2 separate regions of the Homo sapiens genome follow, and region 2 is linked to region 1. A link is a loop called in an ENCODE intact Hi-C map of the cell type or tissue named here. Cell type or tissue: lower leg skin. All regions are shown on one strand. Links, peaks and the distances in the headings refer to the core of each region. The heading gives the core; the rest is flanking DNA.

Region 1 (12,209 bases), core at 1,424-9,423:
TGAAGAAAAGAGTTTCCCATACGTGGAAAATTTCTGAACAGAGACAAGTTAAAAGTGTGGTTCAGTGGAGAGAAGGGGGAAAGATTTCCCGGCTGACAATGATAGAACACTGCTTTCTAGCCCTTACCTAGGATTAGAGAATAAAGTACCTATCAGGTAACAAATCTCTTAGAGATGTGTGTCTCTACCTTTAATGTATAATACCTATGCCTGGAGATCTGGATAAAATACAGATTATGATTCAAGGGTCTGGGTGAGGCTTGGATTCTGCATTTCTAACAAGCTCCCAGGAATGCTGCTGGTCCATGAACCACACTTTGAGTAGCAATTCTAGAGGTTAGGGAAGACTCCTGTGTAGCAAAGATGTTTAGGCTGAGAGCTGAAGGATGAGAAAAATGTGACTAAGAAGCTTTTTAGGTGCAGGAACCAGCTTGTTCAAAGGCCTCGTGGCGCTGGGAAAACTAGAAGAAGGTCTGTGGCTGGAGTGCAGAGAGTTTGGGGAAAGAAGTGAGATGGAACTACAGACAGCATGTGACCAGGCATGTAGAACCATGTATGAGGTATCTAGATTTTTAATATTCACTTTGACAGTGAGGAGACACCACTGAAGGCTGGTTAGCAGGAAAGATACATGATCAGATCTGTATTTTGAAAAGATCATTCTATCTGACTATAAATGACATATGGGTGATAAGGAGGTATAAACAAAGCGGACGCTGAACACCAGTTAGGAATTAGGGAGCTAAAGTGGTCTTTGCAACAGGTAGCTTGACTAATAATGGTAGAGATGGAGAGATGTGGGATGTCTGAGAATATATAGGAAGTAAAATGGGCAGAATTTTGTAAAGAATTCAACATGGATAAGGAAGAGAAAGCTCTAAAGGCTGTTGCCTGAGCATTTGGCCACAATGCGATGTTGAGGGTGCCATTCGCTGCAGAAAAAAGCAGTGGAAGCCAACCAAGTTATGGGGGAAAAGCAAAAATTTCGTCTTGAACATATTGAGTTTGAGGTCCCTGTGAGTCATCCAAGGTGAAGGTCAAATAAGAGGTGGCTTCATAGGTCTGGAGCTCAGAACAGAGGTGGAAGCTGGAGATGTCAGTCTGGGCGTCAGGTTTGTATTGTTTGTATGGGTGGTGATTGAAGCTGTGGGCATAGGTAAGATCCCAAAGTGGAGACAGTGTGAGATGAGAGGAGGGCCTAGGACTAAGTCTGTGAGGATTCCAGACACTGAACCATGGTGTCTAAATGATACAGACGGGAATGGCCCTAGAAGCCAGCACCACAGCCTCATCACTACCAATACAGACCCCTCCTGCAGTTGCGTCACCCCGCTGGACTTCAATCATTGCCTCAAGAACCGGGAGGATAATGGCCTGCCCATGCTCAGCACCAATGCCATGAGCTGGAAGACGATTTCTGCAATGGAGAAAAGGGGAGCAAGAGAGACTCAGCAGCAAAGGAAGAGAGTGTTTAGAGGAAGAGGGGTCAACAGTGCCAAATGCTGTTGAGAAATGGAGATTCAAACAGGATGGGAGTGATGAAACCCAAGAAAGTGGTCTCCTTGTAGAGGACTGAAGCTAGGGCTGATACAGGGCCAAGACAGTCTTCCATATGCATAAGTTGTACTGTAATAGCCAGTTTACATGTCTGTCTCCCTGGAGTAAAGGTCTCCAAAGTGGAACTTGTCCACCCTGTTATCCTTAAAGTCTAGTGCAAGTCCTGGAACGTAGTGGACACTTAAATTTTACTGATTAGTGAATGGGTGAATGAATGAATGAATGAATGATGGCAAATGATTGGAAGCAGAGGAAGAATCTCTGGCATCTGCCTGGACTAGCTACTATCCTTCAGCTTTTTTTCTTTTTTACCGCAATGGCCCGCAGACCCAGGAAAGAGACGACAGAGCCCCCCTTCCCTCCCTCCCCTGGGCCCTGGCCCCCCTTCCTCTCTCTGACGAAGAGTCTGGACCGAAGGTTCTGCTGACGTGGGAAGGGGAGGAGAGTCTAGAGGAAGGGGAGGGGAAAGCAGCGCAGAGATCGCAGAGACCAAGGAGGCGCCCGCGGCTGCAGAGCTGCAGAGCGGGATCTCTTCGAGCTGTCTGTGTCCGGGCAGCCGGCGCGCAACTGAGCCAGAGGACAGCGCATCCTTTCGGCGCGGGCCGGCAGGGCCCCTGCGGTCGGCAAGCTGGCTCCCCGGGTGGCCACCGGGACCCCCGAGCCCAATGGCGGGGGCGGCGGCAAAATCGACAACACTGTAGAGATCACCCCCACCTCCAACGGAGTAAGTGCCCGAGCCCCAGGTGGCGACGCCATCCTCTCCCAGCACCCCCGCCCCCGCGGAGCGTCTGGCATTTTCCTCCTGCGCATCCCTCGCCCCTGACTGCCTTCCTAGCCCTCCCTCCCACCTGCCCCCTGCCCTTGCTCTGCGGTTTCCTCCGCTTCACCCTTCTCCTGCCACCCCCTGCCCCCCAACAGCAGGTCGGGACCCTCGGAGATGCGGTGCCCACGGAGCAGCTGCAGGGTGAGCGGGAGCGCGAGCGGGAGGGGGAGGGAGACGCGGGCGGCGACGGACTGGGCAGCAGCCTGTCGCTGGCCGTGCCCCCAGGCCCCCTCAGCTTTGAGGCGCTGCTCGCCCAGGTGGGGGCGCTGGGCGGCGGCCAGCAGCTGCAGCTCGGCCTCTGCTGCCTGCCGGTGCTCTTCGTGGCTCTGGGCATGGCCTCGGACCCCATCTTCACGCTGGCGCCCCCGCTGCATTGCCACTACGGGGCCTTCCCCCCTAATGCCTCTGGCTGGGAGCAGCCTCCCAATGCCAGCGGCGTCAGCGTCGCCAGCGCTGCCCTAGCAGCCAGCGCCGCCAGCCGTGTCGCCACCAGTACCGACCCCTCGTGCAGCGGCTTCGCCCCGCCGGACTTCAACCATTGCCTCAAGGATTGGGACTATAATGGCCTTCCTGTGCTCACCACCAACGCCATCGGCCAGGTGAGGCGGCCAGGCGGGCCGCGGGTCTGGGGGCGGGCAGAGAGCGGCGAGGGCGGGGCCTCACGCCCGCTGCACCCTTCTCACATCCCCAGTGGGATCTGGTGTGTGACCTGGGCTGGCAGGTGATCCTGGAGCAGATCCTCTTCATCTTGGGCTTTGCCTCCGGCTACCTGTTCCTGGGTTACCCCGCAGACAGGTGAGGGCTGTCGTGGGGGCAGGGCTGGTAGAAAGGAGGGGGTGCTAGGGAAGCTAACCCAAGCAGCGGGCGTTTACAGGAGGTCGAAGACGATTCGCTGGACTCTGCAGTCTTCTCTGGACTTCTATTCAATGGTCTATCCATGTCTCAACTTCACTCTCCATCAAGAAATACCCCTTCCCTACCTCTTCCGCGCAAGGGAATGACTCGACCTCTATGGACTATTAGTCCCATTCCCACTAATTAGTGGCCCCCTATCCGTGAATCAATGGCCTCATCTCCAAAGAGAATAGTCTCATCCCCACTAACAGCCCACATGGACTGTTCGCTCCATCTCAGTGACCTCATTCCTGAAGATCAATATGTTAATTCCTAAACACCAACAGCTCCATTCCCACTGATCAATAGTTCAACTTCACAAACAAATTACCCCATTTCTGACCAGCGACCCCTCCCCTACAAGTCAACTAACTATCTCCAAAGACAATATCCTCAGACCCAGTAACCCACAGTCCCATGCCTGCCACCAAATGACCCAACGCTCTGTAGGGGAATAGCCCATAGATTAGCAGTCATACCCTCATGGATCCTCAGGGCTTTGAGATCCTCTCACCGAAATCCCCGTTTCCATGAGTCGGTAGCTTCACCTCTAGAGATCAACAACCCAATCCCAGCAACCAATAACTCTTCCCACAGATCAAAAATCTCATCTCTGATTCTGGTCACCTTCACCACTGACCAGATGCTCTCACTGCACTAAACTTCCGATTAGACTCAGCCCCATTGATCCACAGTTCCATCCAAGTGGATTAATAACTCAACTTCTGTGGATCAAAGCCATCCCAACATTCAATAGTCCAGTTCCTTAAAATCAATACCCATCCTCACTGCCCAATAGTCACACACCTCTGTGGGCCAATGATCCGAAACCCACAGGTCAATAGCCCATCCCTATGCATCAGTGGCCTCATTGCCACAGACCAGTAGCCTCATTCCTATGGAACCATGGTTTCATCCCCAAAGATCAATAATTTGGTCTTCTAAAATCTGTAGCCTTCAGCACATTAACCAATAAGCCCATCCTCATGGAAAAATGCCCCACCCCATTAGATCAATAGCCTAACTCCCAGGGATTGGTGCCCCTTTTGCAATGACCAGAGGCTCCCTATCTTCATCTCCATAGATCAATGGTCTTATCCCCAAAGATCAATAGCCCAGCCTCCAAGAATCAGTAACCATGTCTTCACTAACTCATAGTTAGTGACCATAATCACTTACCAATAGTCTCATCTCCCCTGGTCTGTGACCTTATCCTTACTGATTATTCCCATGGATTAATAGATTCATCCCACTGATCAATAGTCCTACCTTATGGATTAATACACCCATGTCTATGTCCCCACTGATCTTTCTTTTTTCTTTCTTTTTTTTCTTTTTTCTTTCTTTTTGAGATGGAGTCTCGCTCTGTTGCCCAGGCTGGAGTGCAGTGGCATAATCTCAGCTCACTGCAACCTCTGCCTCCCAGGTTCAAGCGATTCTCCTGCCTCAGCCTCCCGAGTAGCTGAGACTACAGGCACCTGCCACCACACCTGGCTAATTTTTGTATTTTTAGTAAGGATGGGGTTTCACCATATTTGTCAGGCTGGTCTTGAACTCCTGACCTCGTGATCTGCCAGCCTCGGCCTCCCAAAGTGCTGGGATTACAGGTGTGAGCCACTGCGCCCAGCCTGACCATTCTTAATGTATTAATAGACCAATGTCCCACCTCCATGGAACAATGGCCTCATCTCCAAAAATCAATTACTCAGTCCCCTAATATCATTGGCTTTACCTTCACTGACCAGTAGTATCCTCATGCACAAGTGGCCAATGGCCTCCCCTCCACAGGTTAATAGTTCCAACTCCGTATATCAATGAACCCCCCTCCCACATCTCCTCTGAACAGTCTGAGCAAGATAAGCTCCAGGCCCACTGACCATTAGCTCTGTTCCTAAGGATGAATGGTCCCAAATCCCCTAAGCAATATCCCATCCCCTCTGTTGAGTGATGTCACATCCATTGACAAGTGCCCTAATCTCTGACCAATAGCCCAAGAGTCAATGTTCCCACCTCTTAAAGAACCACAACCACACCCCAGTGCCCAGTAGCCAGGCATCACCCACCCATGGTCCCCATCCCTCCCCATCTTCTCAAGCCTCTGTCCAACTCTTGCTCCCAGAACTTCATTCTCATACCTCTAGCTCTGAAGTGTGCAGCTGGGTCTTACCCAGCAACTTTCCCACCACCAGAGAGTCTGGGTGACCAGAAGCCCTTCCCACTTTCTAGATTTGGCCGTCGCGGGATTGTGCTGCTGACCTTGGGGCTGGTGGGCCCCTGTGGAGTAGGAGGGGCTGCTGCAGGCTCCTCCACAGGCGTCATGGCCCTCCGATTCCTCTTGGGCTTTCTGCTTGCCGGTGTTGACCTGGGTGTCTACCTGATGCGTAAGTGGCACCCTCCCAGAATTCCCTCCCTTGGGTCTCATGCCTACCTGCCTGCATCGCCAGGCCATCCTCACTGCCCCCTAGGCCACATTTCAGCTGCCTAGAATCTCAGCTATCTTTCTGCCCAGGCCCCCTTGAAGAATCCAGGGCTCTTGCTTCTCTCTACACCTATCTCCCCCTCCCGACAATCTTTAAAGTCTTTGTCCTGGACTTACTGCTGCCAAGGAATAAGGTGCTATTCCCCTGATAGCAGTAAGTCCAGGGACAAGGATTGTCCCTAGCTGTGTGACCTTGGACAAGGGTTGATGTGAAGGTCAAATAAGAGGCCTGATGGGAAAGGGCCTATAAATTGGAAATGTTGAACACTCACCCAGGACTCTGGCCCTAGAGCCCTCCTAGGTTTGAGCAGGAGAGGAGAGAGGGCTGAACAGTCTCCCCAGTCCTTGCCACCCAGAGGTTAGCAAGGGAGGCAATGGCTGCAGCCTCCACTCTGGGTCTGACCTCTCTCTCTGTCCTCCTCCCTCCCTCTTTCTTCTTCTCTCTTATGCCTTCTTCCTCCCTGGCCTCCCTCTCCTCTCTCCACCCCTGCTGTATCTCCAGGCCTGGAGCTGTGCGACCCAACCCAGAGGCTTCGGGTGGCCCTGGCAGGGGAGTTGGTGGGGGTGGGAGGGCACTTCCTGTTCCTGGGCCTGGCCCTTGTCTCTAAGGATTGGCGATTCCTACAGCGAATGATCACCGCTCCCTGCATCCTCTTCCTGTTTTATGGGTCAGTATTACCCTTCACCTGTCGTCTGGCAATTCCCATCTCTGCCTCCAAACTAGCCCTAGCCCGGAGACCCCTCCTCTTCTCCAACTACCCCTGGTCCAGGCCTACCCCAGCCCCAGTCCCTCAGAGGTGCACATTTCCCACCCCTAGATCAGGAGAAGGGAGGCCTCACAGTATACCCCTTCCCCCCTGCCCCCAGCTGGCCTGGTTTGTTCCTGGAGTCCGCACGGTGGCTGATAGTGAAGCGGCAGATTGAGGAGGCTCAGTCTGTGCTGAGGATCCTGGCTGAGCGAAACCGGCCCCATGGGCAGATGCTGGGGGAGGAGGCCCAGGAGGCCCTGCAGGGTAAGAGACAGGGATCCCTGTGAGTGTTGCCTCACTTGCACACATGATGGTGCCCTCTGCATGGCTGTAGCTGTGCCACCTTCTCCCAGGGTCCCCACCACCCATGTGGGAGGATCCTGGGATCTCAGGGTTTTCTTCTGACAGCTCCTCTCTCTCTCCCAAAGACCTGGAGAATACCTGCCCTCTCCCTGCAACATCCTCCTTTTCCTTTGCTTCCCTCCTCAACTACCGCAACATCTGGAAAAATCTGCTTATCCTGGGCTTCACCAAGTGAGCCTGGGTGTCTGGGCTGAGGGCCAGGCCAGTAGCTGGAATGGGGGCTGGCTGGGTGGGAAGGCCCGGGGACCCCTGCGGAGGACCATCAGCACTGTAGAAGGCTGCGGGAGGGGATTCAGGCTCTGTTCGTTGCTTCCCCACCCCTTCTCACAGCTTCATTGCCCATGCCATTCGCCACTGCTACCAGCCTGTGGGAGGAGGAGGGAGCCCATCGGACTTCTACCTGTGCTCTCTGCTGGCCAGCGGCACCGCAGCCCTGGCCTGTGTCTTCCTGGGGGTCACCGTGGACCGATTTGGCCGCCGGGGCATCCTTCTTCTCTCCATGACCCTTACCGGCATTGCTTCCCTGGTCCTGCTGGGCCTGTGGGATTGTGAGCATCCTATCTTCCCCACAGTGTGGGCTCAACAAGGGAACCCCAACAGAGGTGCTTCAGACAGGCACAGCCATTTCTTCTGGCACAGGCCTCCCAAGACAAGCCCCAGACCCTGCCCAGCTCTTCCACGAGCCTCCACCTGGCCCCACAGCCCCATCTGCTCTCCCAGTCAATTACTGAATGCCCAGAGCCTGCCCAGCTAGAGCCATGGGAACAGAGAGCCAAGGGGATGACACCCGGGACTAGGCCAGCCTTGACCTCCCCACCTGCATTCATATCATCCCTCTTGCTTCTGCAGATCTGAACGAGGCTGCCATCACCACTTTCTCTGTCCTTGGGCTCTTCTCCTCCCAAGCTGCCGCCATCCTCAGCACCCTCCTTGCTGCTGAGGTCATCCCCACCACTGTCCGGTGAGAGCAGGGGTGCCCCCAGGGGCAGAGCCGGGCCCCCTCGCCTCCCGCTCCCCCACCCCACCCCTGAGGACAGGGCCTGCGGGCTGGAGGAGGGGGGCTGCGGGAGAAGGGCCCAGCAAGGCTACAGCTGTGGGCTGAGCTCCTCCTCTGTCTCCCCCCAGGGGCCGTGGCCTGGGCCTGATCATGGCTCTAGGGGCGCTTGGAGGACTGAGCGGCCCGGCCCAGCGCCTCCACATGGGCCATGGAGCCTTCCTGCAGCACGTGGTGCTGGCGGCCTGCGCCCTCCTCTGCATTCTCAGCATTATGCTGCTGCCGGAGACCAAGCGCAAGCTCCTGCCCGAGGTGCTCCGGGACGGGGAGCTGTGTCGCCGGCCTTCCCTGCTGCGGCAGCCACCCCCTACCCGCTGTGACCACGTCCCGCTGCTTGCCACCCCCAACCCTGCCCTCTGAGCGGCCTCTGAGTACCCTGGCGGGAGGCTGGCCCACACAGAAAGGTGGCAAGAAGATCGGGAAGACTGAGTAGGGAAGGCAGGGCTGCCCAGAAGTCTCAGAGGCACCTCACGCCAGCCATCGCGGAGAGCTCAGAGGGCCGTCCCCACCCTGCCTCCTCCCTGCTGCTTTGCATTCACTTCCTTGGCCAGAGTCAGGGGACAGGGAGAGAGCTCCACACTGTAACCACTGGGTCTGGGCTCCATCCTGCGCCCAAAGACATCCACCCAGACCTCATTATTTCTTGCTCTATCATTCTGTTTCAATAAAGACATTTGGAATAAACGAGCATATCATAGCCTGGACTTCCCTCCCTTCTGTTTGTCCTTCTATCTCTTGGGGGAAGGTTTTTCTCAGTGGAATGCACACCGATAACAAGCTCCCCTCTCCCTCCTTGTGCCCTGCCCCCAGTGGTGACTTACAGACAACTGTCACCACTTACTGACTGCTTGCACTGCTGCCAGAACTGGCCTAAGCACTTGACACACTTCGTATCATTTAATTTTTACAGCATTGCAAGGTAGGTGTTTGGATCAATTAGGGGTTGTTGTTGTTGTTGTTGTTGTTGTTTGTTGTTGTAAGCAATAAAAACTGGCTCTAATGAACTTAAGCAAAAAGGGAATTATTCGATTTGGTGGGGCAGGTTGTGGTGGGAGCTCACAGAATGAAGGAGAAGCAGAACTCGTCGTAAAATAACTAGTCAGGAGCGGAGAAGGCTCCTTGTCTGAGGAGCAAAAACCAGCAACATTTTTGTCAGGGCTTCTTCTAGATGAATGAGCTCCAGTGCAATTTAATCTTTGGGTTATCCCACTGAAGATTAATTTCCAGAGAGCATGTCACTGGCTAGCTAGAGTAACATGCCTCCCACACCCCTATTTCTCCCAACTGGGAATAGGTAAAGCAAAATTTGGGCACTGTTAGCAGAAGCGGGACTGGGTGTCACTCAGAAAAAAACAATGGAAGCTCAGTACAGCATTCTTATTCTCTTAAACAAGATGAGAAAACTTATGGTCAGAGAGACTCAGTAACTGGCCCAAGGTTACAAAGCTAATGAGTGGCAAAGCTGAGACATGATTAGATCCCAGAGAGCTCTTCATGGATGCATACTGTAGTCACCTTCCCAACTCTTCTAACTTTTGGGCACATTCCTTGGAAGGCAAGAGTGGGTTCTCTTGGCTCTCTGGAAGGTGGCAGCAGAAAACTGAGACTTCTACCTCAGTGCCAGGGCCTCCCTCTTAAACCACATCTGGTTTGGCTTTACCACTTTGGGCAAATCTCTTAGCTTCCAACTTCCTTTAAGACTTGCTATGAGGATTAAACAAGGTAATGTATCCTAAGTGTCTCTTAAACTACCCCCACTAGGTGTAAGCTGTGTAAACCAAAAATTATCTGAGACAAGTCTCAATCAATTTAGAAAGTTTATTTTGCCAAGGTTAAGGATGCACCCATGATACAGCCTCAGGAGGTCCTGAGGACACGTGCCCAAAGTGGTCGAAGTACAGCTTGCTTTGTACATTTTAGGGAGATGTAATACATCAATCAGTACGTGCAGGATTTACAATGGTTGGATCTGGAAGAGCCGGGACAACTCAAAGGCAGGGCCAGGGGCTTCCAGGCCGTAGTTAGATTTAAACATATTCTGATTGGCAATTGGTTGAAAGAGTAATTATCAGTAGAAAGGAATGTTTGGGTTAAGATAAGGGGTTTTGGAGACCTAGGTTTTATCATGAAGATGAAGGCTTCAGAGAAAATAGATTGTAAATGTTCCTTATCAGACTTAGGTTTGTGTTGATGTTAACACTGGAGGGATATAATGAGGCATGTCGGACCCCCACTTCCCATCATGACCTGCAGCAGCCTTTCAGGTTAAATTTTAGGGTGCTCTGGCCAAGGGGGGAGTCCATTCAGATGGTTGCAGGGTGGGTGGCGAGGTGTTTGAGTTTTATTTTTAGTTTACATTCTCCCCCTTCTGGCCAAGATTTGCCAGAGACAACATTAATGGCCACCAATTGTAATTTTGTTCCATAGCACTGCCTGGGTGACATGGCTGCCTGCCCCAGGTCCATCTTGTCCCTCAGTGGGACTCCCTATGGCCGAGGGACTTACAGTCAACAAGACTTACAGCCAATTAATTGCTCTAGGCTAGATAGTAACGGACATGGACAGGCATTCATCCCTTAAAATTGTTTTTTCTTTTAAGTAGAAAGTGAACAAACAAAAGCCAAAGGAGAGGTTACAAAATTGACTTATTTTTAAACTTCTATGCATTAAGCTACTATAATCTTGGTTTTAGTTACAGACTTATAGCAATTAACTATATAAAACATAAGCATTGTTCAAAAAAAGATTTAATATATATCTATCAGCACAACTTATAACGGAAGTATTATACCCAGGAGGCTGGGTGAGTCACAAGGTATCTTTATCCTATCAGTAATTATTTTATTTTAATTCTACAGGAAGTAGGAATTTTTTTTTTTTTTTTTTTTGAGATGGAGTCTCACTCTGTTCCCCAGGCGGGAGTGTAGTGGCGCAATCTCGGCTCACTACAACCTCTGCCTCCCGGGTTCAAGCAATTCTCCTGTCTCAGCCTCCTGAGGAGCTGGGATTACAGGTGTACGCCACCATGCCCGGCTAATTTTTTGTATTTTTAGTAGAGACAGGGTTTCACCATGTTGGCCAGACTGGTCTTGAACTCCTGGCCTCTCAGAGTGCTGGGATTACAGGCGTGAGCCACCAGGCCCAGCCAGAAAATTCTTCATGGTTGGGATGGATGCAAAGATGACACATGATAGCTTAGAAGACAAAGTCCTTTATTTTACCATCTGTTTACGTGTCTTTGTACCCATCCTTGATTTGGAGGGCCTGACCTTGAACTGATTCTATCCCTTAAAACCAACCCTTCACCATTTCACGCGTCCACCTCATCCACCACAGTTACTGGGCTTAGAGAGAAGGTGCTCATATAGTCTTAGCAGCAGGGCATTTTCAGTGAATAACAGATCCGGCCCAGTGGGATGCCAAATGAGGTAGAGTCACATCCCTGGTCTTCAGACTACCATGATTTTGGTTTCCTAGGAAATAAAACAAGGACAGATAAATAACATAAATATTTTGACAATCAAAAGAATATTTGTATGTCAGAACAGAAAAAGGGAGCTATTCTATTAGAGTACCGACTAAACATATGAAGAAAAATTATAATGTGATACTCTTCAGAGGATTATTGTAGCCAAGAAATAATTCGTTCTTCGATCTGCACTCAAAAACAAAAGCCAGGGCTGAAATTTGTGTACAAAATAAATTTTAGGCTTATTATACTTTGCCTGATTATTCATATAAAGTGCAGCAAGAATTGTTTGGCCATATAGGCTTCTATTAAGTTGGCTTTGCTGGAACTTTACCTACAAATATGTTATTCTAGTCAAAGCCTTGGCAAAATAACCAGCGTCTCCAATTGCTCTGTTCTAAAAGACTCTTACTAAGCTTATGCAAATGACTGTATTGTCATGAACTCACAATCCAAATTTTGGAGAACTCAGATAGATAGAAAGGCAAATTTGCTTACAAACACATACTTCACCCAGTTGCTTTAAACTGTGAATAACTCAAAAGAAAAGGATTTGTTTGACACTTCTATAGCCAGAACAGGGGCTTTCAAACAGGATGTTTGTTCACCTTGGAACTGCCATTCACAAGCCAAACAGCTAATGAGAGTTGTCTATCAGGCACTGTAGAATCTAGTAGCTCCTCACATAGTTAGAATCAGTCCTAGGGAAAAAAATTTTAAAAAAAGAGGCTTCCTGCTCATAAGGATCTCCTCCTTGTATCCTCAGGTAGCAAGATCTTATGTAAACCATTTTTATTTTGTCATGGTGCTCCTTTGGGCAC
Region 2 (12,209 bases), core at 2,343-10,342, 93 kb before region 1:
TCTTGCTCCTGCTTTCACCATTGTGACGTGCCTGCTCCCTCTTTACCTTCCACCATGATTGGAAGCTTCCTGAGGCCTCCCCAGAAGCAGATGCCACTATGCTTCCTGTACAGCCTACAGAACGGTGAGCCAATTGAACCTCTTTTCTTTATAAATTACCCAGTTTCTGGGATTTCTTTATAGGAATGTGAGGACGGACTAATACATATTCCAATTTATCCTTTAAGTCTCGCCTAAAATGGTGTTTCTTCCAGACAGCCTTCCCTGATCGCCAGTCCAAATCACGTGGCCTTGCTTCATGCTCCCATGGCATCCGGACTTTGCCCTTCATAGCACCTGGTACTTCCTCCATTATAGTACCTGTTCTGTTATATTGTAACCACCTCTGTGCTTGTCTGCCCTGCTACGGTGTTAAAGTAATTGAAATGGACACTGGGCCTGAGGAATCCCTGAGCAGGAAAAGCCAGTTAGGCCTCTTAAGTGATCTTAACCTTGCTTGATTTGTGAACATAAGTGAAACTTAACTTGGGCTATTTCTTGTAAATGCCTATGTTAAAGAAAAACAGAACTTAAGCTCAATGAATCAGAAGCAACCAACAAACTTATAATTATGTGACTAGGGACTTTCTAACAGGACAGACCAAATAAGACAGCTGTATACCTGTAACCAATCAAATGTTTTATTTGCCTTACTTCCATGTTCCTCCTGTAAAAGCCTCCCACTTGTGTACCCTTAGTGGAGCCCCCCAGCCACTTCTGGTTTGGAGCTGACTGATTCACGAATTGCTGTTTGCTCAAGTAAACTCTTTTAAATCTTATGTGCCTCAGTTAATCTTTTTAACAACATTATTCTGTGAGCTCCCAAAGTCAAGACTATGCCTGCCACAAAGCTGGTGCTAATCAATGTTGGTGGAATGAATTCCTGGGGTGTGGTAAGCTGTGTTCCTGTTAACTGGAGCAGAACAGTAGGCCTGGAAGGACCTGGGATCTGGAGTTAGACAGGACCCAGTGAGATGGGGCAGATCTCAGAGAATATTCTCATTGCAGAGGCTGGAAGGATGTGGACTAGCCTGGCAGCAGATGAAAGGAGGTAGTCTATTAAAGCAATCAGAATCAGGAAGATGTTCTAATAAGAGGGCACTGGAACAGGTTTGGAAAGCCAAGCAGGCCATAGATAGTAATAGATACATTCACTGTTAGTGAATTCACTGTTTCTTAGAACATGTGCCTGTAACTTCATATACATAATCCTCAAGATAAGTATATGGAGTAGGTATTGCCATCCACATTTTACAGATAAGACTGAGGTTTAGAGCTGGGATTCAGAGCAAGATCTTCTTGGTTCCAGAGCCTGTGCTCTTTCCTCTACATTAGTGCTTCTTAAACTTTAATGTGCACAAAATCACCTTGGGTTCTTGTTAACATGCTAATGTCTCAATAGATCTAGGCTGGGGCCTGAGGTTCTGCAATTCTAACAAACTCCCACTGATGCTGATGCTGCCAGTCTATGGATTATATTTTGGGTCATAAGACTGCACATGATACTGCATGTTTTTTCTCAGAGAGGGTAAATGACACACCCAGGTCACATAGCTGGTTCGTGGTAGAGCCAGGATTTTTTAACCTAAGTCTGACTCCAAAATCTATGTTCTTAGTTATCAAAATATGCTATCTCCTTCTATGAGCAGGAAACAGTGCCCCTGGCTTCTTGGCTGGGGCTTAAGGGAAAAATCTAATCCCTGAGAAGTAGACAGGGCCAGGAAGACGAAGAGGGTTACCAAGACAAGGCCTCTGGCAGAGGGAACCAGGGCTCAGTTACCGGCCTGCGGCACAGGGTGGGGCCCAAGTCTTAGGAACAAGATAGAAGCTGAATTTCTAGAACTAGGGCACAGCAGCAAGAGTGACGATGCTGAGACTCCAAGTGTAGGCCAGAGCCCATGCAGGTCCTCCTCCTGGGTTCTCACATGCATCCAGGGACAGGGGCAGGACTGGCCCTTCAGGTATAATGAGGCATGGGAGAGGGGAAGTAGGACACAAGGGCTGGGAGCCAGGCCACTCCTCATATTTTCTTCCCCAGGATTCTTGGCACTGCCCAGAGAGGTGAGGCCTTCCTGAGGCTCACCTTTGGGGCTGTAGACCCCACTCCCTGCACTTCCCTTTCTCACCCTCCATTCTCTTGATTTCAAGCCTTCCTCCCACCTTTGGTCCTCCACATGCATGCTCCCTGTTTGCAAGAGAGGATGGTTCCATATCTCAGGCCCTTATCCTACTGACAGAGCTGTCAGGAGCCATAATAATTATCTTATATTTTTCTTTCCTTTTTTCCATCCCACCTTTTCCCTTTGATTGGGCAGGGCACACAGTGGGTCTCTGAAAAGGCAGAAACTGGGGAATTAGTATTGGCTTCGTGTGGGGCCCGCAGTGGGGAGGAGGGGGAGCAGCACAGAGCAGAATGAGAGTAGAGAGTTGGGCGTTTCAGTTGCTTCTGGTCTCATACTTTCACATCAGGAATCCAGCCATCCATGCTACACCAGCTGTCAGCTCAAGGGCTGCATCAGTCATCAACTATATTAGGATCTTGCTCAAAACTTTTGATTGACTTTTGGCTAAAGGCCACTTTAGAGCTTCCACACAAAGAACAGGTACAAATGTGACATTCAGGATGAGTTCCAGAGTTCAAAACAGAAAAACGACCAGATAAAATGACCACCTTTTTCTGAGCATGAAAAATGTGGCATTTCAGAACCAGCCTTGCAAAAGTAATTACTAGGCATCATTATGCCAACGCTACCATTGTGAAAAAAAAAAAAGTCTTTTTCACAAGCAGGGACAGGTGACTCTGCCATGAGGATAATCTCCCATGACCCGAGAGTCTACCATGCACCTACTGTCACTTCTGACCCCAGACAGATGTTGTCCAAGTGACCTCTCCTGAGAGGAGGATGTCCAGGAACAAAGAAGGGCTGAAGTTAAAAGGGGTTGGCATCCTCTTTCTTATCCTTCCTTGGCCTCTTTCATTCATTTCTCAAAATTCACTTTGATTCACTTTTGAGTGCTGATTACTATATAGCCTCTGAAGACTCTGGTAACTGTCCACATGTGTCACTTGAAGAGGGATCCTGGAATCATTAATGACTTGAGAAGCTTCCAAAAACTACATACATTTTTTTTAAGTCAGCATTCCCTGGTTGAATATATATGTTTCATTTTTTTATATCCCAGTTGAAAAAAATTCCCATGTGGCTGGGCATAATGGCTCATCCCAATAATTCCAGCACTTTGGGAGGCCAAGCCAGGAGGATTGTTTGAGTCCAGGAGTTCAAAACCGGCCTGGGCAACATAGAAAGACTCTGTCTCTATTTTTTTTTTAATCCACGGGTGTGGTGGCTCATGCCTGTAATGCCAGCACTTTGGGAGGCCGAGGCAGGTAGACCACCTGAGCTCAGGAATTCGAGACCAGCCTGGGCAACATGGTGAAACCCCATCTCTACTAAAAAATTAGTTGGGTGTGGTGGTGCGCACCTGTAATCCCAGCTACTGGGGAGGCTGAGACACAAGAATTGCTTGAACCTGGGAGGCAGAAGTTGCAGTGAGCAGAGATCACACCACTGCATTCCAGGCTGAGTGACAGAGTGAGACTCTGTCAAAAAAAAAAAAAAATCCCAACATGTATTTTATGCATATACATAAAAGGTTCCAAATGGACAAGCACAGGATACACTCTGACTATTAACCTTTGGGGATGGGATTGTGAACAGCGGAAGGGACTTCACTTGTTTTGCCTTATAGAAGATTTATTGTTTGAATTTTTAAAGTAATGAGCATTACTTTTATAATTTGGGAGAAAGGAAAGAAAGGAAGGAAAGAAGGAGAGAGGAAGAAAAAAGCAAGTTGAGAGAGAGAAGGAACAGAAAGAAAAAGAGAGAGAGAAAGCAAGCTACCTCCACCCTCCTCCACCCTCTCCCTGAATATGATCCAGAGAATCTCATCTATGTCCCTCATCCTGCAAGAGCAATTGGAGCCCTCATAGGAACACAGAACAGCAGCTGCTCACTTTCTTTGGTACATTATTCATCAAGTATTTATTTTGTTTCGATTTGTCAGAGTCAAAAGAGCTCAAAATAAAAATATGTATGATAACTTTTGGCCATTTTAAGTATCAAAATGATAAACAGTATTTAGGGATACTAGAGGCAAGAGGGAGGCTAAGGGGAAAACGTAAAAGGACCACGCTGGACAAGAAAGAAACAGCAGTTTTAAATAAATAGCAACAAATACCAGTGTGCTTAAAAACCCAGGAGTCTGCTATTAAGCTTTTAACAACCTTGCCCCTAGAGGCTGGGCCAGAAAAGTAGACATAGAAGCCACTGTCTCCTTGATTCCCTTCTTTCCTCCGGAATGCCCACAGCATTGGCCAGCAGCTGTGGACGTGGTTCCTCGAGATCCATCCTCTCAAGACCCACCTCCAAGCTCACCTTCCCCAGAAACCCTCCCCTCTCTGCTCTGCCCTTTCATGACAGCTCTTTTGCATCCCCATGGCTATGTGTTTGACTTTCCAGTTATTTTGCACGTGTTAACCATGTTATTTTGTACTTGTGATCATGTTGCTTGTGTATTTATTCTATTGATCTGAAAAGTCTTTGAGCACAAAGACCTCTAGTGCACCCCTTCACCCCTCTCTGTGTCTAGCTGCTGCCTCGTCCACGGAGGGTGTCCGGTGACCTTCCATCCCCTTCCCACTACCTCTCTATCCTCTTGTCCAATGACATTGCCTAGAAGTCCGGACACCGTGGTTAGCAGATGACCATGCAGGCACGTCTGTCTAATTCCAGCCAAGGGCATGGGGGAAAGGACAGAGCCCAGGGACCTGTGGCCTATTCTCTGAGAGGACGCTGGGCTAATAATAGGAGGGGAGATTAGGGAGGGATTTGACTGCATTGTTATCTCACAGGAATGGCGTTTGAGAGCCTTGCTTCCAAGCTCTTCCAAGAGTCATGCCACCCCCCTCCAATCTCTGTGGAAGTGCCCACTGCCTTTCCCGCTTCGTTCTCTTCTCTCCTTCCATCTGCTCTTCTCTGTCAACCCGTCCATCCTGCTCCCCCTCCCCTGGACCATTCCTCATCCCTTTGCTTTCCACATTCTGGCCTCCGCGTGCACCTATTCTCTCTGCTTCTCCTCCATGTCCCACAAGTCCTTCCCACATGTCCATCCCTGCTCTGGCCTCTTCTGGCTGCTGTCCCTCAACCCCTACCTTCCCAGAACCCTCCCTGTCTTCACTTTCAGGCATCAAATTTGTTTTCCAGGCTTGTGGCCTTTGTCTTCTCTCCCTTAACACCTTGGGGCCACTCCGTGTCTGCCCCTCCACTGTCCCTGGGCCTTGAGCCTTCTCCCAAAGCTGAGCTGGACAAGCACAGGTAACAGAGGCTGAGGTGGGCTGACGGCCTCCACTACCCCAGCAACTAGCAATGAGCCCCGCCAACACCAGGCATTCGAACACCTCTGAGAACAAGACCCAGGACAGGCAGGCTACAGACACCTCCCCACACACAGCCAAGCTATTCTTAGGAACCCAGAATCACAAAAGGGCCGTTCGCTTTGTTCCACACCACCCCCATGGAGCTGCTCTTGGCAGCCAAGGCTGTAATCTCAGAGACAAGGGGCCCAGGCACGGGGAGACCAGGCTGGAGCCTGTGCCCCCTGCCCTGGCTTCTCAGAGCCACAAGGCTCTGCCCTTGGGCAAGGTCATCTCCTCCACCATGCACAGACACACAGCTCTGCACCTTTTCTGCAGTCTTAGCCTCGTCACTCCACTGTCTTTGTTCCCACAGCCGGACCTCAGCTCCCCCAGCCCCGCTACTATGCAATATCTCTGCATATCTCCCCCTCTGCCCCTCTCCCAGCCTCTCCATGGACCCCTTTCCTGACTTTTCCTCACTCCCAGCAAACCAACTACTGTCCCATCTTGCTTCCTTCCCACTCTTCCTGCTTAGAATGGTTCAGCTGTTTTAATCTAGTAAACTCCCAGACCTTTGATAAAGGCCCTTCTTTCCTTGCTACAGGTAGGGAAGCTAAACCTCTGCACTGGTCCCTTCAGACATCCAGGAGCCTGACCAGCTCTCAGCCTCCAATCTGATTCATGGACCCAAGAGGCAGTCTGGCACTGGGACTGCTAGCTGCCCTGGAAAAGTTTCCCTGGAGAAAAGCACCAGCCAGCTCCCCAGGCCCCTCTGTTCCAAATCTGACTTTGTGACTCTCAGACCCAGGGAGGTCACTTACCACCTTCTCCCATGGCTGGAAGAACCTGCATAATGTGTGTATCTGTTGCCTACTTACTCAGTTTCTAACTCTTGTGGAGAACTTTGAGGCATGTATAGCAAAGGACTGGAATTAAGGTTCTGCACTAAAGTGGAATTAAGGTTCTGCTGGGCTTGCACACCCAGCAAGTGCTGCTGCAGTCTCAAATGTCTGCTACAGCACAGAACATCCCAGAAGGGTCAGCATTCCACCATTCTCCTGGAGCACCAGCAAAAGCCCTGCCCTAAGAGACTAGGAAGCTCTCTTGGGGCTGAGTTGTAGGTTGGGCCCAGTAAAGGCACCTGTACCTTCACACCAGGGACATTGTCTTTCTACGTAAAGTAAAAATAGTGAAGCAAAAACAAGCAGAAGACATTGAATTGCTGAGCACTACATATGTTTCCAGATCATTCGCTAGGGCTACTCCCTGCCCTCCAGCCCTACTTTAATCTTTATACGATGGAACTCAGGAGGCTGAGACCCTTCTCCAGCCAGTGAGTGGGCCCAATGATGACAGCCAGGGCTGTATCGAGCTCTGCCTTGAGCTCCCTACGTGCATATCTGAAGATGAGGAGGGAGCCAGCTGAGCCTCATGTTTGCAAGCCCACTTTCTGGTGGTGGGTACCCAAACTCTCTAGGCATTCTCAAAGCACCCCCCAGGCTTCCAAAAAGGGAGATGAGAATAAGAAAACAACCAGAAAGTGCAAAAGAAAATGGTGAACAAAACAAGGGCATCTTTTATTACCCCCTCTTCACATATTCTGGAATACCCTACCTTAAAAACAAAACAAACCGTGCTACTTGGCCCTCTTCCCTTGAGTTGTTGTCTAATCTCATTCATTTCACTGCCAAACTCCTCAAATGCATGGTGTACACCCACTGCTTCCACTTCCTGTCCACTCATCTTTTTCCTCATTAACTCCCTGTGGCCTGGCTTTGCCTGTGACACTACACAAGCTGCTTGCTCCAAGATAATCCAAGTTCTTTTCTCTGTCTTCCTGATACACAGGCTTTCTTTGGCATCTGACACTGCTGGCCACCTGCTCTTCTTGAAATGCTTCTTTTGGCTTCTAGGAAACTGCCCATTTCTCACTCTCCTTAGCTGTCTTTGAATCTCCTTCTCTTCTCTGCGGGCTTCTCTTCCTTCTCCCATCGCTGTACTGTGGGTATCTCCCAGGCCTTTCCTCTTCTCTCCAACCTCATGGCTTCTTTCACATCCCCCGAGGTAGTCAGCCCTCTTTATCCAGTTCTGCCCACTGGTCTCATAGCTCCAGCTTCCTTCAGGAAAGCAAAACATCTTCCATTGGTTGCCCCACTCTTACCTCCATTTCCCCCAAACGGAACACTGTCCTTCCTCCTACGTGTCCCTTTTGCCATTATTCCCATCCTTGCCGACATCGTGCAGTCATGCCTCTCCCTTCCTCATTTCTTGCGTCCAGGCTGTTAGCAAGGCATTTTATTCCTTCTTTAGAAAGGCCTTCCAGCCTTGCCTTTCCGCTTCATGCTGCTGGTCTCGCTTTCCTGCCAACGTTGATGGCTACTGTATCCTCCTCTCGGGTCTCCCTGCCTCCAGCCTCTCTTCCGCAAAGCACCCAATAATACCCCTGCTAGGCCCATCAAACTCTGGTTTCAAGACATCACAATGACTGCCATGGTTTAGAACTTTAGTCATTCCTCATTGCTTCCAGGGTATTATCCATTTTGCTGTCCTGGGAAACAGGGCAGAGTCCGTAGAAAGCCCTTTGAGCAAGACAGACCTGGGTCTGAATCCCAGTGCCACGTTTGCTACTTACCTTGAGCAAACATCTTAGCCTCTCTGAACCCCATTGCTCCTCCATAAAACACAATTAAAGTGACACACAATTGTGAACATGTGTGAGATCATGGTGTATAAAACACTGTGCACCTGGCACAGGTGGTCACTCAATATGTATATAGCCCTTTCCCCTCTCCGACATTGGGGCCCTACCTTTTTTTCCTTCCACCTATGTCTCCAGATCCCCCATACGCATAGCCTCATCAGGCATGTGTCCTCCGAGTCCTTATGAACTCACCACACCGTTCCCCTTCCATGCCTTTGGTCACTCTGTGATTCTCATTGCCCAGAACATATCCTGATACTCAGTGCTTCTTAAAGCCCTCCCCTCACCAAGCTCCACTGTCATGTCCCCATCTTGAAAGCTTATTTTATTTTATTTTATTTTGGGACAGAGTCTCACTCTGTCCAGACTGGAGTGCAGTGGTGCGATCTCAGCTCACTTCAACCTCCGATTCCCAGATTCAAGTGATTCTCATGCTTCAGCGATTCTCATGCCTCCTGAGTAGCTGGGACTACAGGAGTGCACCACCATGCCCGGCTAATTTTTGTATTTTTTGTAGAGACGGGGTTTCACTATGTTGGTCAGGCTAGTCTCAAACTCCTGACCTCAAGTTATCTGCCTGCCTCAGCCTCTCAAACTGCTGTGATTACAGGTGTGAGCCACCAACGCCCAGCCTGCTCCTATCTGGTGGCCTGACCAATGTCACCACTTGGCCTGGGTCAACTCCTGCTGGACCTCAGGACACACTGGCTTGTCATGAGGGAAGCTCAGTGGGCAGCAGTCAAGCAGTGATGCCTATCCCAGCTCAGGGCTGGACTGTGGGCCTAGACTGAGTCTAGGACAGTCTGAGAACCTTGGCCTCCTGGCATGACGTTCCCAAGGGCAGTCACAGTCTGGGTAGAGCCGACCACAAGACTGCAGGATTTCTGATCTACTCTGGTCCAGACCATCCTTTGAACCAAGTGGACTTAGTGGGGCTGAAGGAGGTGTGGGGACAAAGAACCTATGGCAGGGCAACCGGCCCTCCTGTCTGCAGCCTGGCTTCCTCAATTTTGTGTTCCTAACCTAAGAGCTGCCATTCAGTGAGGGCCCACAGTGTGTCTGCTGTGTGTAGACTCTGCTTGTGCAATCTCTAATGGCCTGAGTAGCCCTGGAAACAAAATGTGGCTATCCCCATGTTACAGATGACAAAACTGGCTCAAAGCAATTATATGACTGACGTAGACCACACAGCTAGAAAATGGAATCACTGGGTTTCAAAGTGGATTTTTGTGACTGACTCCAAAGCTGACCAGACTGCTCATCCTGTATGCTTCTGAGGCCTCTGGCCCTCCAGACCGGTCACTCCCCACAAAGTCTCCCTTTTGGTGAGTTGTGTCCCTCCAAACACTCCCTGAAGGCAAGATCAACCTGCCCTAACTACCCCAAAGTGAACTAGGCCAGCCCCAAGCCTGTCTCCGGCCCTCCATCTCTCTCTTTGTTCACATCCATCAGAAAGCAGAGACCTAGAGTAGGGAATGAGAGGGGGTGCACAAGTACAAAAGATTTTGAAGCCAGCAGGAAGACAAAAGAATGACAAGAAGGAGCAGCTGTTTGTAAAGGGAAATCTGAGACAGGCAGAAAGCTCAGCTCCCTAATCCTAGGCTCGTGTGGAGCCAGGGCAGGGTCCCCCCAAGGTCAGGGATTCTGGGGGCAGGCGGATGGGAGAGTCAGCCTCCACTCCTGGGTGGCTCCCCTCTGCCCTGTGCACAAACAACGAGTGCCTCATTCCTCCCCTGCACCAAGTGCCCTGCCTCTTCCTGCCCCGTTTCTTCCTTCCCTTTGGGTACCGGAGCTTTTTTCTGATTCCCCTCTCTCCATGCTGACATCGCTTCTAATTCGCCCTGGTGTCTCCCTCCCTCACAATTACTGGGAGTAATTTTAGCAACTTTTCCTCTGAACTACCGCTGGCGTGTTCACAGCAAATGGCCCCTGTTTTGGCTTGACACTTGATCAGGGTGGTGACAGAGTGCAGACAAAGCCGGCACAATGCGGGGAGGGGAGGACGGGGGACAGATCACCTTCCTTTCACTTCAGGCCTTATTTGGTCTACCTTGCCGAAGCGGCCCTCCTTCCAGCCTCTCTTTATTTATAGCATTTTGCTTTGCTCTCCTTTATCTTGCTATCACTTTGTAGCACACTCTGCACAATCCCCACCCACCCCAGCATGGTGGGGCCCCTGGCCCCTCACTCTCCCCACAAGGAATGTGCATGTGTGCAAAGGGTAGGCCTGGATGCCATTTCTACAAACAGTTGACTAAAGCAGTCCAGAGCAGGGATCTTTCTTTGGGTCATTGTTATGTCCTTATTGACCAGAATAATGCCTGGCACATAGTAGGCACTCAATAAATACTTGTTGAATGGAGGAATCTGCAAAGCTGCTCAGTCTTCAGACAGCAGCAAGCAGCAGGAAGAGAATCATGATGTAACCAAGAGCAGGTGCTGGAGGAGCTAGGGAGTGAGTGGGGATCTTTAAGGACAGCAGGCCCTCTGATCTGTCTGAGCTGTGAGGCAAAGCCTAGTTAGGGAGGTGAGTTCTATCTGCAATGAGAGGGGGCATGGGTGGAGAACAGTAACACCCAAACACCAACAGACCAGAGCCTCCCAAACCCGAAAGGAGAGAAACAAAGTGTGATTGATTTCCCAAATGCAGAAAAGACTACCCAAGTCCCCAGCCAAGGAAGGACGCTGGCCTGTGGTGAAGACACTGGCTTTGAAATGGCTCAACTACGTCCCAAGCACCCTTTGTGCATCTTAATTGCCCTGGGAAATCAGGGAGGGGTGGCAGTTTGGAGCTTGGAAAGCTGGAAGGTGGGGACGAAAGGAGTTTTTGCCCCTCATCGCCAATCCTTGAGGTTCCTACAGGGAACCTCAGACAACAGCTGTCTTAGGGGTTTCCTTCCAGCTCCAAGCAGCTGTATTATCTATAGCTTTGAGAGGGTCTGTCTCTGTCAATGGGGCTGATTCCTCAGCACCTGGCAGGGCCTGGGGGGGACTGCCAGAGTCTGTTCTGCCGGGCATGTTAGTAGCACAGACTACTGGGATAACCTCAGCAACTGTATACCTTAGCACTGCAGAGCTGCGGTGTTGTCAGACACAGCCCTTGCAGTTCGTGGTCTACCCCCACTTGCCTGCACCCCCCTTATAGCTGCTCAATGTCCTCAGACTGTACCTTAGTGCCTTGGTTACCAAGCAACCCCCACAGAGGCCTCCTCCTGGATTTTCCCTTCCCTGCTATGCCCACCCCACCTTCAAAATGTACCTGCTGCACCCATCCCCCAGGCCTGCCTCACTCCTTCCAAGCTGACAGCTAATCAGATGGACTAATCCGCATGCGCGGAAGAGCTGTGCTTGGGAAGAAGGGGGAGATTTCACACCAAATCGTGCAGTGGTTGCCTAGACACGGAGCCAGTCAAGCTTGCATGCCCCGTTGCTAGAAGAGCATGGCATCGGTTGTGTTCTGTGCTCGTAGGCTGGGCCCCAGCTCCCTTTCCTCCCCTCCTTTGTGGCTGTTCCTCAGGCCTGCAGAGGGGAAGATTTTTCCTGTCCTGTTACTCTGCCTCACTTGCCAGAACACTAGTCGCCTCCAGCTCTGGATAAAGCTGAGGCTGGGTGGGCCAGACAACAGCTGTCTTAGGGGTCTCCTTCCAGCTCCAAGTAGTTGTATTATCTATAGCTCTGAGAGGGTCTGTCTCTGGGCTCAGGCCTTTAGTACCTGTGGGGCAGAGCCAGGAACGTGAGTCAGGCAAACCGCTCCAAACTAGGACCAATGCAGCTGGGTCCTGCTCTCTGCGCATAGGGGGTCCCCACATCTTTGGAATCCCAGCCCACCTTTCCAGGCTACCCTCCACAGGCCGGGCTCCACTCCCATCTGCTGAGGTTTCCCACCTTGAATCCTGCTGCCCCGATTAGCTGTATAACCTTAAAGAATGCACTGTCCCTCTCCATTAAATGAAGTGCTTGGATGGATTGCTAAAGGCCTGTCTGGCTCGGAGGCTTGGTGACCTCAACACATTGCCTGCTGGTCCAAGGAAATCAGTGCCTGAGCCAGAGTCC

Evidence for each region. Peaks named below come from ENCODE experiments on the same cell type or tissue, not always from the same donor. Only the 100,000 strongest peaks of a DNase experiment are listed, where the experiment ranks them.
Region 2: a loop joins it to region 1, with 2.0 times the contacts of the local background. A loop is called at or near these places in 7 of 110 quality-filtered maps.

Annotation. Positions count from the first base shown.
Region 1 is chr14:23,342,718-23,354,926 of GRCh38, reverse strand. It overlaps SLC22A17 (solute carrier family 22 member 17), which reads left to right and starts at 2,040. Exons shown (of 10, transcript NM_016609.7): 1 at 2,040-2,281; 2 at 2,476-2,979; 3 at 3,072-3,175; 4 at 5,501-5,655; 5 at 6,256-6,421; 6 at 6,621-6,766; 7 at 6,931-7,036; 8 at 7,196-7,413; 9 at 7,715-7,826; 10 at 7,991-8,609. The coding sequence starts at 2,186. The coding sequence ends at 8,279. In lower leg skin, for the core only: no CTCF peak of the experiment used is centred there; DNase peaks (open chromatin) are centred at 2,126, 5,706, 6,601 and 8,076; H3K4me3 peaks cover 974 bases.
Region 2 is chr14:23,436,288-23,448,496 of GRCh38, reverse strand. No RefSeq gene overlaps it. Among named protein-coding and RNA genes, the nearest start is that of MYH7, 6.7 kb to the right of the region's middle. RefSeq lists enhancers at 4,783-6,093, 9,862-10,362, 9,492-11,119, 12,140-12,209. In lower leg skin, for the core only: no CTCF peak of the experiment used is centred there; DNase peaks (open chromatin) are centred at 5,486 and 9,786.